Linked DNA regions of Homo sapiens: region 1 is linked to region 2. A link is an interaction called in ENCODE POLR2A ChIA-PET data of the cell type or tissue named here. Cell type or tissue: OCI-LY7. All regions are shown on one strand. Links, peaks and the distances in the headings refer to the core of each region. The heading gives the core; the rest is flanking DNA.

Evidence for each region. Peaks named below come from ENCODE experiments on the same cell type or tissue, not always from the same donor. Only the 100,000 strongest peaks of a DNase experiment are listed, where the experiment ranks them.
Region 1: POLR2A ChIA-PET joins it to region 2 with 6 read pairs; 3 of 35 experiments call an interaction of 5 or more read pairs at or near these places.

Annotation. Positions count from the first base shown.
Region 1 is chr6:43,320,213-43,324,613 of GRCh38, forward strand. No RefSeq gene overlaps it. Among named protein-coding and RNA genes, the nearest start is that of CRIP3, 14 kb to the left of the region's middle. In OCI-LY7, for the core only: no CTCF peak of the experiment used is centred there; a DNase peak (open chromatin) is centred at 2,419; H3K27ac peaks cover 665 bases.
Region 2 is chr6:43,457,126-43,461,526 of GRCh38, forward strand. No RefSeq gene overlaps it. Among named protein-coding and RNA genes, the nearest start is that of DLK2, 3.8 kb to the left of the region's middle. In OCI-LY7, for the core only: a CTCF peak has its summit at 2,583 (motif pointing left); no DNase peak of the experiment used is centred there.

The DNA.
Region 1 (4,401 bases), core at 268-4,267, 140 kb before region 2:
ATCTGTAAGCACCTTGATCTTGGACTTCCCAGCCTTTGGAACTGTGAGCAGTAAATTTCTGTTGTTTTTAAATTACCCAATCTAAGCTATTTTGTCAGAGTAAGCTGAATGGATTAAAACATCAATTAAATGACAGAAATTGGCAGAATGGATAAGAAAAAACATGATCCAACTATATGCTGTATATAAGAGATTCATTTTATTTTACTTTATTCTTCTTAAAATTTTGTTTACAGCTCCTTTCTTACCTGAAGGAGACTCATTTTAGATCCAAAGATAAACATAGGTTGAAAAGAATGAAAAAAGATATTCCGTGGAAATAGTAATCAAAAGAGAGCTGAGATAGATATACTAACACCAGATAAAACAGACTTTCAGTAAAAAAAATTGTTAAAAGAGGCTGAATGTAGTGGCTCATGCCTGTAATCCCAGCACTTTGGGAAGCTGAGGAAGGAGGATCACTTGACGCCAGGAGTTCAAGACCAGCCTAGGCAACACAGTGAGACCCCCATTTCTACAAAATAATTTTAAAATAATTAGCTGGGCGCCATGGCATGAGCCTACAGTCCCAGTTACTTGGAGGCTGAAGTGGGAGGATTGCTTGAGTCCAGGAGCTCAAGGATGCAGTGAGCTATGATCCTGCCATTGCACTCATGCCTACCCAAGCAACAGAGCAAGACCCTGTTTCTTAAAAAAATAAATAAATAAATAAAATAAAATAAAAAAAGTTGTTACAAGAGACAAAGAAAGTCATTATATATTGATAAAAGGGTCAAATGATCAAGAAGAAATATAGCAGCTATAAACATACATGCATCAGACAACAGAAGCCCAACATATATGTAGCAAGTACTGACAAAACTGAAGGGAGAGAAATATGGTTGTCCTTCTGTATATGCAGGGGATTGGTTCCAGGACCCCTGTTGGATAACAAACTCTGCAAGTACTCAAATCCCTTATATGAAGTGGTGTACTATTTGCATATAACCTATGTACATCCTCCTATATACTTTAAATAATCTCTAGATTACTTATAATACCTAATAAAATATAAATGCTATGTAAACAGTTGGTATACTACAATTGTTTTTATTTGTATTTTTTAATTGTTGTATTATTATTTTTTATTTTAACTTTTTCAAATATTTTTGATTCATGATTGGTTGAATCTGTGGATGTGGAATCCATGGTTATGGAGAGCTGATCATAGACAGTTCTACAATAATAGTTGGAGACTCCAGTACGACACTTCAATAGTAAATAGAACATCTAGACAGAAGTTTGATAAGAAAACAGAAGACTTTAACAACACTAAACCAAGTAGACCTAACAGACATATAAAACACTTTACCCAACAATAGCAGAATGTGCATTCTTTTCAAGTGTATGAAACATTCTCCAGGACAGATCATGTGTTAGGTCATAAAGCAAGTGTGGCTACAAAATAATACATTAGAAAAATACCTAAATCATACAAGTATCTTCACCAACCACAATGCAATGAAGCTAGAAATCAGTAACAAGGAAAACTGATAAGTTCATAAGCATATAGAAATTAAACAACACGTTCTTTTTTTTTTTTTTTTGAACAGTGTCTTGCTCTGTCACCCAGGCTGGAGTGTGGTAGCATAACCATAGCTCACTGCACCCTGAACTCCTGGGATCAAGTGATCCTCCCACCTCAGCCTCCTGAGTAGCTAGGACTACAGGCTCAAGCCACCACAGCCAGCTAACTTTTTATTTTTATTTTTTGGTAGAGGTGAAGTTTTGCTTTGTTGCCTGAAATGATCTCAAACTCCTGACCTCAAGCAATCCTCCCACCGCAGCCTCCCAAAATGCTGGGATTACACTGTAAACCATTACAAGCATGAGCCACTACACCTGGATAAACAATACGTTCCTAAAACAATCAATGAGTCAAAGAACTCATAAAAGAAGGTATAAAACACTTTGAGATGAATAAAAACAAAACCACAACACTTCAAAACTTATGGGACGCTGTTAAAAATGTGCCAAGAGAAATTATAGCTGTAAACACTTACTTTATTAAAAGATTTCCAATCTGACCAGGTGCAGTGACTCACGCCTGTAATCCCAGCACTTTGGGAGGCCAAGGCGGGCGGATCCACCTGAGGGCAGGAGTTCGAGACCAGCCTGGTCAACATGGTAAAACCCCATCTCTACTAAAAATACAAAAATTAGCCAGGCGTGGTGGCACATGCCTGTAATCCCAGCTACTTGGGAGGCTGAGGCATGAGAATCACTTGAACCCAGGAGGTGGAAGTTGCAGTGAACTGAGATCATGCCTCTGCACTTCAGCCAGGGTGACAGAGTAAGACTCTGTCTCAAAAAAAAAAAAAAAAAAAAAAAAAAAAAAGATCTCCAATCAACAACCAAATATTACACCTTGAGGAACTGAAAAGAGAAATGTAAATTAAATGAGAAGCTAGCAGGAGGAAGGACACAGAAACAATTAGAGCAGAGATAAAGGAAATAAAGAATAGAAAAACAATAGAGGCCAGGCGCAGTGGCTCACGCCTGTAATCCCAACACTTTGGGAGGCTGAGACGGGCAGATCACCTGAGGTCAGAAGTTCAAGACCAGCCTGGCCAAAATGGTGAAACCCTGTCTCTACTAAAATATAAAAAAGAAGCCAGGTGTGGTGGCCTGCACCTGTAATCCCAGCTATTCAGGAGGCTGAGGCAGGAGAATTGCTTGAACCTGGGAGGCAGAGGTTGTCGTGAGCTGAGATCACGCCACTGCACTCCAGCCTGGGCAACAGGGCAAGACTATCTCTCAAAAAAAAAAAAAAAAAAAAAAGGAAAAGAAAATCAATCAATGTAATATACCACATTAATAAAAGAAAAAACTCCACATATGATCATCTCAATTGACACAGAAAAAATATTTGATAAAATCCAACACCCTTTCATAATAAAAATTCTCAAGACACTAGGAATAGAAGGGAACTCCTTCAACATGATAAAGGGCATCTATGAAAAACCTACAGCTAACTTCATACTCAGACTAAAGTTTTCCCCTTATGATCAGCAGTAAGACAAGGATGCTACTTTCACCACTGCTACTTAACATTGTATTGAAGTTCTAGCTGGAGCAATTAGGCAAGAAAAAGAAAAACTATCTCTATTGTAAGATGACATGATTTTATGCATATAAAAATCCCAGGGTGGGTGTGGTGGCTCACTCCTGTAATCCCAGCACTTGGGGAGGCTGAGGCAGGAGAACTGCTCTAGCCCAGGAGTTTGAGACCAGCCTGAGCAGTATAAATTTTAAAAATTAGCCAGGTATGGTGGTGTACATCTGTGGTCCCAGCTGCTTGGGGGACTGAGGTGGGAAGATTGCTTGAGCCTAGGCTGAGGGTGTAGTGAGCCATGATCACACCACTGTACTCCATTCTGGGTGACAGAACAAGACTCTGTCTCAAATAAGTAAATAGATAAATAAGTAAAATATAATAAAAAATAAAAATTTCCAAAGAATCTATACACACACAAAATCTACTAGAACAAGTAAATGAATTCAGCAAAGTTTCAGGGTACAAGATCAACACATGAAAATCAGTTGGGTTTCTATACACCTGCAATGAATACTTTGAGAGGAAATTAAGAAACCAATTACAATAGCATATAAAATAATAAAATACTTAGTATTAGATTTAGCCATGGAGGTGAAAGACATACACAAAAACTACAAAATACTGCTGAAAGTGATTAAAGACGACCTAAATAAATGAAAAAGTATCCCATGTGTAGGGATCAGAATACTTGATATCAAGATGATAATATTCAAAGCAATCTACAGATTCAATGCATTCCCTATCACAATTTCAAGATTTTTTTGCAGAAATGGAAAAGCTGATCCTCAAATTCACATGAAATTGCAACAGGGCCCAAAGAGCTAAAACAATCTTGAAAAAGAACAAGGTTGGTGGACTCCTTCTTCTCAATTTCAAAACATACTACAAAGCTACAGTAAGCAAAACAGTGTGGGACTGGCATAAGGAAACACATATAAATCAATGGAGTAGAATGATGAGTTCAGAAATAAACCCATACATCTATGGCCAACTGATTTTCACTAAGGGTGCCATGATTCTTAATGGGCGAATAAACAGTCTTTTCATAAACGGTGCTGGGACAACCAGATATTCACGTGCAACAAATGGAGTTGGATCCCTCACACCATACATAAAAATTACTCAAAATGGAACAACAACCTAAACATAAGAGCTAAAACTGTAAAACTCTTAGAAGAATACAAAAGGGTAAATCTTTAAGACCTTCGATTTGGCAATCAAAGGATATCATGAAACTGAAAAGACAACCTAGAGAATAGTTGTAAGTCATATATCTGATAAAAACCAGTATGCAGAATATATAA
Region 2 (4,401 bases), core at 151-4,150:
AAATTACTGTAGGCAAATAAATTATGGCACATCAACACTATGTGACTGTTAAAAATACTTTTTTTTTTTTTTGACGTCTAAAGATGTCCAAAAAAGCTAAGAATATGTAAAGTGCGGTGGGGGGAAGCCGGAAACAAAGAAGAACGTACTTTGACATTGGCAGTGCTTTTCTCTGGATGATCGAATTATAGAGGTTTTTTTTTTTTTCTTATTAATACTTTTCAGCATTAACACTTTTTTTTTTTTTTTTTTTTTTTTTTTTGAGACGGAGTCTCGCTTTGTGGCCCAAGCTGGAGTGCAGTGGCGCTATCTCGGCTCTCTGCAAGCTCCGCCTCCCAGGTTCACGCCATTCTCCTGCCTCAACGTCCCAAGTAGCTGGGACTACAGGCGCCCACCACCCCGCCCGGCTAATTTTTTTTTGTATTTTTAGTAAAGACGGGGTTTCACCATGGTAGCCAGGATGGTCTTGATTTCCTGACCTCGTGATCCGCCCGCCTCGACCTCCCAAAGTGCTGGGATTACAGGCGTGAGCCACCGCGCCCGCCCCTTTTTTTTTTTTTTTAAACAATGAACATCTATAACTTGTTTTTTGTTGTTGTTTGTTTGTTTTTCCTTGAGATTATCACTCTGTCGCCCAGGCTGGAGTGCAGTAGTGCAACCTCAGCTCAGTACAACCTCGTCTCAGCCTCCAGTATAGCTGGAATTGCAGGCACAGCGCCACCACGCCCAGCTAATTTTTTTTTCTCGAGACTTTCAGTGCTTTTCTCTGTCAGATATCATTATCTGACATTATATTAAATATTTATTGTTTATTGACCATCTCCCCACTACAAAGCAAACTCCAGAGGTCTGGGATGTTTTCTTGCTCATCACAGCATCCCCAGTGTCTAAAACAATGCCTGGCATAGTAGGTATTCAATAAATTTTTTTAAAATTCTGTTTGTTTAATTAACTCTTTTTTTTTTTTTTTTTTTTTGAGACAGGGTCTCGCTCTGTCACCCAGGCTGAAGTGCAATGGCTCCATCTTGGCTCACTGCAACCTCCGCCTCCCGGGTTCAAGCAATTCTTCTGCCTCAGCCTCCCGAGTAGCTGGGATTACAGGCGCGCCCCCACCAAGCCAGGCTAATTTTTGTATTTGTAGTGGAGACAGGGTTTCGCCATGTTGGCCAGGCTGGTTTACAACTCCTGACCTCAGGTCATCTGCCCGCTTGGCCTCCCAAAGTGCTGGGATCACAGGCGTGAGCCACTGCCCTCGGCCTGCCCAGTTAATTTTTGCATTTTCAGTAGAGACGGGGTTTCGCCATGTTGGCCCGGCTAGTCTCGAAGTGACCCCAAGTGGTCCACCGGCCTTGGCCTCCCAAAGTGCTAGGGTTACAGGCATGAGTCACCGTGCCCAGCCTAACATTTTTTTAGAATAAAGTAAAAAGAAAAAGGCCAGGTGCGGTGGCTCACGCCTGTAATCCCAACACTTTGGGAGGCTGAGGTGAGAGGATCATGAGGTCAGGAGATCGAGACCATCCTGGCTAACACGGTGAAGCCCCGTCTCTACTAAAAATACAAAAAATTAGCTGGGTGTGGTGGCAGGCGCCTGTAGTCCCAGCTACTCGGGAGGCTGAGGCAGGAGAATGGCATGAACCCAGGGGGCGGAGCTTGCAGTGAGCCGAGATAGCACCACTGCACTCCAGCCTGGGTGACAGAGCGAGACTCCGTCTCAAAAAAAAAAAAAAAAAGAAAGCAAACTGGCTGGGCGCGGTGGCTCACGCCTGTAAATCCAGCACTTTGGGAGGCCAAGGCAGGCAGATCACCTGAGGTCAGGAGTTCGAGACCAGCCTCACCACCATGGAGAAAACCTGTCTCTACTAAAAATACAAAATTAGCCGGGCGTGGTGGCACCTGCCTTTAATCCCAGCTACTTGAGAGGCTGAGGCAGGAGAATCGCTTGCACCTGGGAGGCAGAGGTTGCGGTGAGCCTAGATCATGCCACTGCACTCTAGCCTGGGCAACAAGAGCAAGACTCCATCTCAAAGAAAAGGAAAGGAAAAAAACCACCCACAATCCTACTAGCTTGAGAAAACCACAATTATTGTTGTTTTGATTCCTTTTTTCCATTCAGATATTTTTACAGAGGTATAATCATAATGTACCTACAGTATTGTATCCTGCTTTTTTTTACTCCATGTCATATATTGATAGTTCTCAAAAGCATTTTTTATGGCTATGTGATATTCCATTAAATAGATATACTATATTTACTTTACTTAGCCCTAGTTATTGGCTGCTTAGGTTGTTTACTTTTTTTGTCATTATAAATTCATTCAACAAATATTGAGTAGTCATATATTACCATTAGATACCAGAGCCACTGAGGATACAGCTCCCAGATAATATTTATTAGTGCCACACATTTTTATGAAGGTAGGTTTTTTCCCCATGTTTTAGGCTCCTTCCTTATGATCAAGTCTGAATTGATGAGTGACTGAGTCAAAGAAGTCATGAAAAATAAATTCTTTTTAACTGATAAAATGTACTGAGATTCACTCATGAAATAATAAAGGTAGTTGATGCCATTAGAGGTATCACTTAGTGCCCCCTTGTGCTTTGAAGATTTTAGCACCTGGCTTGTCAGTCTCTTCACTCTCACTTCTGTCAAATTATTGGTGATTCTTGATGATTCAATATGACATAGACAGTTCTTCCAACAAGTGTGATAGATTGCAAAGATGGCCACTTTTCTTCCTCCTGTTCTACAAGACGCTTTGCAATTATTTTGCTGCTTTTCCCAGCAAGAGGTGGAGTATATTTCTCAACCTCTTGCTTGAATCTGGGCTGGCCTTATGACTTGCTTTAGCTGATAGAATGGGGTAGAAATGATGTTGTGTGAGTTCCTAGGGTCTAGGTCTCAAGAGACTTGCAGCTTGCCGCTTTGCCTCTTAGAATGCTTCCAACATCATGTCAAGAAGTCCATCTAGCCTACTGGAAGATGAAACGCCCCGTGGAGGAGAGCTGAGGTACCCTGGCCAACAACCACTAGACGTGCAGTCATATTGGATTACCTGGCCCCAGTTAAGCTTCCAGATGACTGCAGCCACATGAGTGAACCTAGGCAAGACAAACAGAAGAACTGCTCAGCAGAGCCCAGCCCATATTGCCAAGCTATAAGCAGATAAATGGTGGTTGTTTTAAGCCACTAAATTTTGGAATGGTTTGTTAATATAGCAATAGATATCTGATAAAACCAGCTTCTCATTTCCTTGATTTCTTCCTCTCCAGTGAGAAAGATGATCCCACCCTAAACCTTGTTGCTACCAATAGCTTCACACACTCCATCATCTCTATTTTAAGTATCACACTTTCCTATTACCAACTCCTATCTTTCCAGACCATGACCTCTAGCACCTTGGCTCAAACAATTCTGCTAACCCACTGCGATCTCTCATAAAAGCCACATCATGGCTTTCATGGGCCTTAGCCATTTCACCTTAGTGGGTCCCTTCCTCCATAAAAGAATATTAAAAATTATATTACATAACTACATCAGTATAAGGACTACTATAATCCAGGCTGAATTCATTTTTTTTTTTTTTTGAGATGGAGTTTTGCTGTTGTTGCCCAGGCTGGAGTGCAACGGCACGATCTTGGCTCACCGCAACCTCCACCTCCCAGGTTCAAGCGATTCTCCTGCCTCAGCCTCCCAAGTAGCTGGGATTGCAGGCAAGTGCCACCATACCCAGCTAATTTTGTATTTTTAGTAGAGACAGGTTTTCTCCATTTTGGTGAGGCTGGTCTCGAACTCCCGACCTCAGGTGATCTGCCTGCCTTGGCTTCCCAAAGTGCTGGGATTACAGGCGTGAGCCACTGTGCCTGGCCTGAATTCATTATTATATACTTATTTTTATTGTATTCATTTTTTCTTCTGATTTTAAAATAAATTCAAAACGAAAACATTTTGTGGGCCCTTAAAAGTATTATAGAACTTAGGCACTGTGCCTACTGTGAATAAGTCAGCCTGTCAGCCTTGTCTTTCTTTTTCTTTTTCTTTTTTTTTTTTTTTTTGAGACAGAGCCTCACTCTGTCCCCCAGGCCAGAGTGCAATGGCACGATCTCAGCTCACTGCAACCTCCATCTCCCGGGTTCAAGTGATTCTACTGCCTCAGCCTCAGCCTCCTGAGTAGTTGGGATTATAGACACGTGACACCACGTCCAGCTAATTTTTTGTATTTTTAGTAGGGATGGGGTTTTACCATGTTGGCCAGGCTGGTCTCGAACTCCTGACCTCAGGTGATCCACCCGCCTCAGCCTCCCAAAGTGCTGGGATTTCAGGCGTGAGCCACCGCGCCTGGGCCCGGCCTTGTCTTTTATTTGTTGATTCTATCTCCTTTTCACCATCCCCTATCCCCATCA